2 separate regions of the Homo sapiens genome follow, and region 1 is linked to region 2. The links are chromatin contacts, found by Hi-C or POLR2A ChIA-PET in ENCODE. All regions are on one chromosome and are shown on one strand. Each heading gives the region's core, a stretch centred on a gene start or an enhancer-like site at or near the end of the contact. The rest is flanking DNA. Distances are from core to core; before and after follow the strand shown.

What was found. Hi-C counts contacts between places; a loop is a spot of excess contacts on that map. ChIA-PET counts read pairs that join two places held with the same protein, here RNA polymerase II (POLR2A). Pooled maps may share reads with other maps.
Region 1: a loop to region 2 is called in a pooled map, with 2.5 times the contacts of the local background. The contact joins the enhancer-like site here to the promoter of LINC00539 in region 2. A Hi-C loop is called at or near these places in 1 of 37 single-sample maps with no recorded cell type and 5 of 50 pooled maps. POLR2A ChIA-PET finds 5 or more read pairs at or near these places in 1 of 52 experiments (activated T-cell).

Annotation. Positions count from the first base shown.
Region 1 is chr13:21,433,521-21,437,869 of GRCh38, forward strand. The region is part of intron 1 of ZDHHC20 (zDHHC palmitoyltransferase 20); the gene reads right to left. Among named protein-coding and RNA genes, the nearest start is that of ZDHHC20, 24 kb to the right of the region's middle. Within about 2 kb of position 2,516, at least 26 of the 41 ENCODE cell types and tissues checked have a DNase peak (open chromatin) inside an H3K27ac peak, as active enhancers do.
Region 2 is chr13:21,342,306-21,347,007 of GRCh38, forward strand. LINC00539 (long intergenic non-protein coding RNA 539) reads right to left here and starts at 2,554. Exons shown (of 3, transcript NR_103841.1): 1 at 2,361-2,554. It also overlaps the pseudogene MIPEPP3. RefSeq lists an enhancer at 1-406 and a silencer at 4,292-4,495.

The DNA.
Region 1 (4,349 bases), core at 1,266-3,765, 91 kb after region 2:
GTAGGAGAATGGCGTGAACCCAGAAGGCGGAGCTTGCAGTGAGCCGAGATCACTCCACTGCACTCCAGCCTGGGTGACAGAGCAAGACTCCATCTGGTGGGGGTGGGAGGCGGGAATTCACAAACAAAAATCTGCCTGGTTTTGTTTTTTGTTTGTTTGTTCTGGGAGATCCAGTGCTGGCTGATGCCTGGATTTTGACTGGCTGAACTTACAGATCAACTTGGGGAGAAGTAATGTCTTTGAAATATTGTCTTACAGCCCATGACCATGGCGTAGCTCTCCATTTTAGATTTTCTCTATCACACAGAATCTTGCACATATTTTATTAGACTTATCCCTAAAATATTTCATGTTTTTGATGCTATTATAAACAGCATTTCTAAAAATTCCAATTTTAATTACTCATTGCTATAGAATAGTATTTAGAAATATGTTTTAGTTTTTTTATTGACCTTGTATGCTGGCTCAATTCACTTTTCGGTTCTAGTAGCTTGTTTGCAGTTTCTTTGGGATTTTCTACATAAATGACTAGTCTGGTAATCAACAGGGTTTGTTTTCCTTTCCTACGTGTGTGTGTGTGTGTGTCTGTGTGTCTGTGTGTGTGCGTGCACACCATTTTAAAAGGAAGATTAAATACCTGATAAGTTGATACCGATATTTCCAATTAAAATTAAAGTCTACAGGGTTTTTACTTAACATCTTCTATCTCACATTTGTATCTCCTTTTTCCATTGAGAATTCTGGTTCTCAAGGACACAAGGGATGAAGAATTAGAATACCCCATATTGCTTACCCAATAATCTCGAGATAATGACAATAACACTGCCAGTAATATGATTACTTAAAAGTTTGAATAATTTTTTCATATATTCTCTCTCCATTCTCTAGTAGTTGTGCTGAATCAAAATTGTTAAAGCATATAGTATCCATTACAAACATTATTCCTCATTTAGTCTTAGTCTTGGGTCCACAAGAAAATAAATATTTAATGTTCATATTAGAGTTTAATTTGTATCTCTGCAGTCAATTTGGTTGTCTGAAGCTCATTGTCATTCTCTAGCAAACTAGTTTTGCTACAGATACTGTTCATGTTCTGTTTTTATGCAGTGATTTGGAGTGACTCAAAAATAATGTACTATTACCACCATCTTCCCTAAATCCATATGATGATGACTTTTTGAAAAGATCAGGCCAGATGTCTTGTGAAATGTCCTACAAATTCTAGAAATCGCTACCCATTAGCACACAGAGACATCCTTTTTTTTTTTTTAAAGCATTGCACAATATTCCGTTGTGTGGATATTCCAGTTATACAATCAGCCTTCTATTGATGGGCATCTGTGTTGTCGCCAATCCTTTGCCACTACAATGTTGCAATAAATAACCTTGTGCATGTGTTGTTTATTTGTGGAAGTTTATCTTCAGTGTAGATTCCTAACAGTGGGATTACTGAACCAAAAGTAAATCTGTCCACCATGTCTTTAGCTTTTTGCAAAAACCCTTTTATACGGGTTGTACCATTTTATACTTCTACCAGCAATGAATGAAACTGACTGTTTCTCTGCAGTCTACTCAATGAAGTTTTCAATCTTTTGGTATGGCAGGATAATTTTACCTCGTATTTATCTTATAAGTGAGGGTCAGTATCTTTTCTTATGCTTATGTGTCATTTTCATTTTTTTTTTCCTGTGAAACATCTGCTTACTTTTTTGTTTGTTTGTTTTTTCTATTGTGCTTGGTGATTCTGAGATGTTAGAGGCTTTCCTCATTGCCTTAAGATCATCCACCCATATTTTCTTCTAATGCTTGAATGTTTCCATTTTTTATATTCATTCTTGGTCCCTGTTGAAATGACCAATTCCAGGGGCAGGAAAAGTATCAAACAATGCTGAAATATATTGCCAGAAAGAAAGGAAGTACTAAAAAAACAATAAGGACACATCAAAGCACACAGAAACAAGATGGAAACTGGCTCCTACTGGCCAAATCTGGGACAAATTGAACAATAAAATACGTGTTAGATTATAATTCACAAAATAGAATTTGCCGGTGCATGCTGATATATGTGAGTGAATCAATAAATAAGTAAATGGGAGAAGGATAATCTCTTCCATACAGTAGAATTCTAACTAGTAAATGTAGAAGAAATCATGGAATTAGAAAACCACCATTTGGCAACCAGGACAGTAATAACTGTTTCAAGCAAGAATTCTCAATAGATGCTAAAAGGAGTAAGTGAAAGTAATAACAAACAGATTATTCACAGGGTTTCAAAATGTCTCCCAATAAGAAATGACTCAGGTTGGGTTCTCTGGAATCAGATGCTAAGACAGAGTTTGGGGTGCAATGTATTTACTAGGGACCAGCATATGTGAAAGGAAGGGGGAAGAGGTATAATTGGGCTAAGGGAGCAATCTCACTGCAATATAGTCCTGGCTTCAGCAACCGGCAGGGAGCTCTGAAGTGGGCAGTTCCACCCCATCTCACTCAGGCATTGTGTGCAAGCTGCACCAGGAAGGGTGTGACCTTGGGTGATATGAGTCATGCAGAAAGTGCTGGAAGCTATCTGCTGACTGCACTGACCAAAACTGAGCAACAAGTCCTTCCTCAAAAAGGAATCCGTGTGATGTGGTGGTCTAATAGAATATTAATTACAAAGAAAAACTGTACCTTTATAGAATGGAGAAACATAGCACACACTACCTTGGGTGTTGATCAACATTAATGGTCCCCAAAATGTTATAATGACACAGCATTACTTCTGTGACATTCTTGCTGAAAATACATATAGGCACATCTCATAAGGTGCTTTGATTTATTGTGCTTTGCAGACATTATGTTTTTTACAAATCGAAGGTTGTGGCAACCCTGCATTAAGCAAGTCTATCTGTGCTATTTTTCCAACACTTTGTGCTCACTTTGTGTCTCCGTGTCACATTTTGGTTAATTCTCACAGTATTTCAACCTTTTTCATTATCATAATATCTGCTCTGGTGCTCTGTGATCAGTGATCTGTGACGTTACTATTGTAATTGTTTTGGAGTACCACCAACTGCATCCATATACGATGGAAAACTTAATAAATGTGGTGTTTCTACCACTCCACTGACCAGACATTCCTCTATCTCTCTCCGTCTCCTTGGGCCTCCCTATTTCCGGAGACACAACAATACTGCAATCAAGCCAATTAATAATCCTACAATGGCCTCTAAGTGTTCAGGTGAAAGGAAGAGTCACACACCTGTCACTTTAGATCAACAGCTAGAAATGACTAAGCTTAGTGAGAAAGACATGTTAAAAACCAAGACAGGATAAACGCTAGGCCTCTTGGGCCAAAGTTAGCCAAGTTGTGAATGCCAAGGAAAAGTTCTTGAAGAAAATTAAAAGTACTACTCCAGTGGAGTGGCACTAACTTTGGCCCACGTTGTGTACGTGTACCCTAGAACTTAAAGTATAATAAAAAAAATTAATTTTAAAAAAAGTACTACTCCAGTGAATAGATGAATAAGAAAGTGCAATGAGGCTGATACAAAAAAAGTTTGAGTTTTCTAGACAGAGAGCCAAACCAGCCACAAACATTCCCTTAAGCCAAAGCCTAACTCAGAGCAAAGTCCTAACTCTCTTTAATTTTGTGAAGGCTGAGAGAGATGAGAAAGCTGCAGGAAAAAAGTCTTAAGCTAGCAGAAGTTGATTTATGAGGTTTAAGGAAATAAGCCATCTCCATAACACAAAAGTACAGGACGAAGCAGCAAGTTTTTATGTAAAAGCTGCAGCAAGTTATTCAGAAGATCTAGCTGAGATAATTGATGAAGGTAGCTATATTAGTCCATTTTCACACTGTGAAATTTGGGTGGGGACACAGAGCCACGCCATATCAGTGGCTACACTAAATAACAGATGCTCGCTGCAGATGAAACAGTCTTTTATTGGAAGAAGAGGTCACCTAGAACTTTCCTAGCCAGAGAGAGGAAGTCAATGTCCAGCTTCAAAGAATAGGGAGACTCTTCTCAGGAGCCAATGTAGCTGGGGACTTTAAGTTGAAGCCAATGCTCATTTACCGTTCCAAAAACCCTAGGGCTCTGAAGAATTATGCTAAATCCACTCTGCCTATGCTCTAGAAATGGAACAACAAAACCTGGGTGACAGCACATCTGTTTACAGTATGCTTTACTGAATTTTTTTTTTTTTTGAGATGGAGTCTCACACTGTCGCCCAGGCTGGAGTGCAGTGGCACAATCTCAGCTCACTGCCACCTCCACCTCCCGGGTTCACGCCATTCTCCTGCCTCAGCCTCCTAAGTAGGTAGGACTACAGGCGCCCGCCACCACGCCTGGCTAATTTTTTGTATT
Region 2 (4,702 bases), core at 1,304-3,803:
ATGATCCCACAGTCAGTTCACCCTCAAGCTCTCCATGGTCCCAAGTCCTCTGTCCTCAGCCTTCTCTACTGGGCTCATTTCAGGTAATTTGTTTTTGTTTTGTTTTCCCTTCTCATTTTCTTGCTCCCTCTGAGAGACTAATGTTCTAACAAAGATGTGCTGCTGGAACGAGGCATTAATTTCAATAGTCACCTAAAAGCAATTGCCTAGGAAATATCTCATTTTCCCATTAAACGCCGCAGAGGAGAAGCCTCGGGTGACTCCTCTCTCCCGCTCCCTGGCCCCCTCCTTCTCTGTTCTCCACCCCCTCCCCTCTTCCAAAAACTCGTTACAACCTGGACACTATTTCCACTCCCTGTTCTAAAATGCTGCCCTGGGCAGATAGATGAGCCCACTTGGCCTCTGGCCAGCACATGCCCCACAGGTAATTTTGTGGAAATCAAGCTGGGACAGAAGGGGTGTCTTTTTGGGAGCACAGGCAGGTGGCTCAGCTTGGTTCTCTGGGCTGGGGGCAGGGGCAGGCAGGAGGAGCAGGTGGGTCCCCCGAGGTCTCCTTTTGACGATGGGATGTAGCCTATGGGAGGGATGTGTTTCCAGGTCCTCCCTGGCCTTGTGAGACATCCCCACAGAGGCCCCTGTCAGGGGAAGCTGTGATCAGGGGTCAGAGCCTGGCACACATGTCACTGTTGACTTGAAAAAGTTGATTGAGCAAGAGAAGGGGTCTCAGTCCTCCCCTAGGCTCCCCTGTGTCTCCGTGGGGTGCCCAGGCCCTGACCACCCCCAACCGAGGCAGGCTCTTCTCTTGCACTCTGTTACCTTGACAAGCTGTCATCTGACCTCCCTCCAAAAAAAATTCATGATAACCTTCTCCCAGGGCTAATAATAATTATTATTCTATTTTTAATAATTAATATGATAATGTAATTAATATATAATTATTACATATAATAATATAAGTAAATATTAATAACTATAATATAATTAATAATTATTATTATTAAAAACAGCTGTTTGAAAGCCTTTTGATGTGAGACAGACATCCCTAGCTGTGTTTCAGCAGTACTTGTCAATCTCTGTATGCGTAGGTACCATTATCACCACCACAGTCCCCAGTTCACAGAGGAGGAGCTGAGGCCCTCAGAGGCTCCATAATGTCCCCTAAAGCCACACAATCTTGGCCCAAGATTTGCTTGGCCCAGGGGCCTGGACGCTTGATCTCATAGATGGTCTGTCCATGTAGCTTGCAACACTCAAGAAGTCCCTCTCCAGTGAGGGAGCTCTGAACCCTGGCAGTGAGGCCTCTCAGTGAGGGGGCTTCTGAGCCCTGGCAGTGAGAAGCTCTCTGTGACCAGGGGACCCACCCTGCAACCTCCCCACCATTCCATAGCTGCCAGCACCTGTGCCCACTTCGAAGCTTAACCCTGAATGATAAGAGAGACCAGGAGCCAACAGCTTTACGTACGTTACTAATGAGCCTCAGAACAAACTCACAAAAAAATCTTATTCCTACTTCACAAACAAGAAGTTGAGGATCAGAGAGGTTAACTCAAATGACAAAGTCACACAGCTTTTAAGTCCCCTGCTCTTGGCACCAGACTCAGCAGCTTTGATGTGTTTGTTCTCTTCCTCCCTGTTTTTATTGAGGGCTTCTGAGGTGCCCTCCTTCTCCATCTCCTCCCTTCTCCTTCTTCTCCTCCTCCCCCTCCCCCCCGCCTCCTCCTCCTCTTCCTTCTTCTTCTCCTCTCCCTCTCCTCCTCCTTCTCCTTCTCCTCCTTCTCCTTCTCCTTTCTCTTTTTTAAATTTAAGAGATGGGGTCCCACTCTGTCACCCAAGCTGGAGTGCAATGGAATGATCACAGCTCACTGCAGCCTCAACCTCCCAGGCTCAAGCAGTCCTCCCACCTCAGCCTCCAGAGTAGCTGGGAATATAGGCACACCTCACTACACCTAGCTAATTTTTAAATTTTTTTGTAGAGACAGGGTCTTTCTGTGTTGCCCAAGCTGGTCTTGAACTCCTGGGTTCAAGTGATCTGCTCCCCCTCAGCCTCCCAAAGTGCTAGGATTACAGGACTGAGCCACCATGCCCGGCCAAGTCACCCTTCTTGAACTTTGATTCACCAAGCTCTTCAGTCCAATTTTACACAAGTGTGAACTCAGGTGTGTGCTTGTGATTCTTTGTTCACACACAGCCAAGTTGGCACAAGAAGGTGAAACAGAGAAAGGCCTCAGTGTTTTTGGCCAAGCCCACAGAAGGCCACCTAAGCAGGCTGGATGCTGCCCAGGGCTGGGCCACAGCGTGTCCTTTGTAAGTCAGCCATCCCAGCCCCCGAACCCCACACACACACAAAGACACACACTTACCCCAGGAGCAGCCCCACAGTGCAAAGGAGCCCACACAGCGGCTAATGGCTGCTCAGGTTTGTGTGATCTGTCTGGGTTCAGGCACAACCTCCAGGGGCCTCTGGCCCAGGTTGCATCTTTCCTGCAGAGCAGAAAAAGCACAGTTAAGAAAACCCCAAGAAGGCAGTCAGTTTCCTCCCTTGAGTTTCTGGGGTGGACTTCCGGCAGAGTTTTTGGAGGACTGACTGTTGCAGTTAAACAATGTGTCTGGCAAGAAGCGAGACTTCCTCCCTTCCTGCTGCCTGGCTCATGGGGCTGCAGCCTCCTTCTGGAGGTGGCAAGAAAGAACTGTGGAGTCCGCGATCTAAGGGATCCCTGGCAGCCCACGGCAGCCAGAGAACCACATCCGCTGGAGAACTCTAGGTTCTCTACGGCCTCTTGTTACTGCCAGTGCTTGTGTGGCTTGAGGTGGGTAATGCGGCAGCCTCCTGCAGCTAGCCCAGGACTGGGCAGCATGGGGCCAGGTAGTTAGTGTAGGAGAGTGAGCCCAAGCTTGGAAAGCAAGACTTGGCTCTGTCACTGGGCAACCGGGCAACCTTTTTTTGGTTTGGTTTTGTTTTGTTGTTTTTGAGACAGAGTCTTGCTCTATTGCCCAGGCTGGAGTGCAGTGGCATGCTCAAGTCCTGCCTCCCTGGTTCAAGCGATTCTCCTGCCTCAGCCTCCTGAGTAGCTGGGACTACGGGCATGTGCCACCACGCCTGGCTGATTTTTATATTTTTTATTGACGGGGTTTTGTCATGTTGGCCAGGCTGTCCTCAAACTCCTCCCCTCAAGTAATCTGCCCTCCTCGGCCTCCCAAGTGCTGGGATTACAGGCATGAGCCACTGCGCCCAGCCTGGGCAACCTTGAAGAAGTTACTTAGCTTCTCTGAGCCTCAGTTTCCTCATCTGTATAATGGAAGCAATAGTGTCCGTTTTGCAGGGCTAGTATGCCTGGTAAATGAGAATCCTCATAAGAGCCTAGAAATAATAGTGTCATAATGCAGGTGGTTCTACTATTACCAGTGACTAGTATTTGTTGAACACTGACCATAGACTAAGTTTTGTACTGAGCGTTTTATATTTATTGTCCCATTTAGTCCTCCAAAAAATCTAATGAGATATGACCATCCCCAGCTTACAAATAAGAAAACTGAAACTCAAAAAGACCAGCAAGTGACCCCAGAGAACTGCACAAGGATCTGCAGAGAGTGAGCAACAGGAGCCGAAGCCGTGGGCTCATACCAGGCTCTCTTCCTGCCTCTTAAGCCCATGGCACATTTGGAGGGTGCTACCTGAATTGAATGGGTGTGCCTGTTGTTTTGAAGTTGGGGTCTACGGCCATACCACCCTGAACGTGCCGGATCTCGTCTGAAGTTGAGGATAGGCATCATCTTTCACTTCAAAATGAAGAAACGGAGGCATTGGGAGGTTAAGTCACACATAGCCAGCAAGTGGCAGAGAGTGAAAGGAACCAGCATTGATGAGCGCCTACTGTATGCCAAACACTGTGCTTACTTCAAGATCCTGTGATCTGCTGGGTGGTTTTGGAGATGTTGGAGTTTCATTGACTTCCTACACTGCCCTGAAGAGGTCTTATTAGTATTAGCCCCATTTTACAGAGAAGGGAACTGAAGCTCCGTGCATGTAATTAGACTCCGAAGGCTGTTGATGGATGGGGAAGGAGAGGGTCCCTCTCTGCTTTTAAGGAATGCATGGACAGTTATGATTCTGGCCTGAGAAGGAAATGGAAGGGGCTCTGTGCCCGTCCCACATATCCTGCCCCACACCCAGGGCCTCATGGATCCCACCAGGGGAGGCTCCTGGCTTCCCAACAGAGGAAGGCATCACTTCAGAAAGGGCTGTCCCCTCAGGCCTTCTGTAGGTGGCCGGTGGGGTCTAAGTGTGTGTGCCCTTCACTCCCCGCTTCATTCCCCTCATCCTCCCTGTGCTCCTGTAATGCCCACTGGACCACTGGAGAGCCCCCGCAGACGGCAAACAGCAGCAGAGCACACAACCAGCCCTCTCAGGTCTAGTAAAAGTGAGCTTCCTACAGAAATGCACAGGGGACTGAGATGAGAGTCGAGCAGGCCTGGAAGGATCCCGGGGAACAAACAATGCTGCAGGGAAGATGGAGGCCCCCTCGGCAAGCCGTCCTTTCTGGCCCCCGAGGAGCCCTGGGGTGGACCCTGGTCACTGTCTTGAACATGTGACTCTAGTCTTTTTCCTCATTTTCAATATCAGTAAAATGAACTTAAGCATGTGTTCCACAATGCGAAGGTTTATTGATTTATAAATTCTATAAATGTGCTACTGAGCTAATAA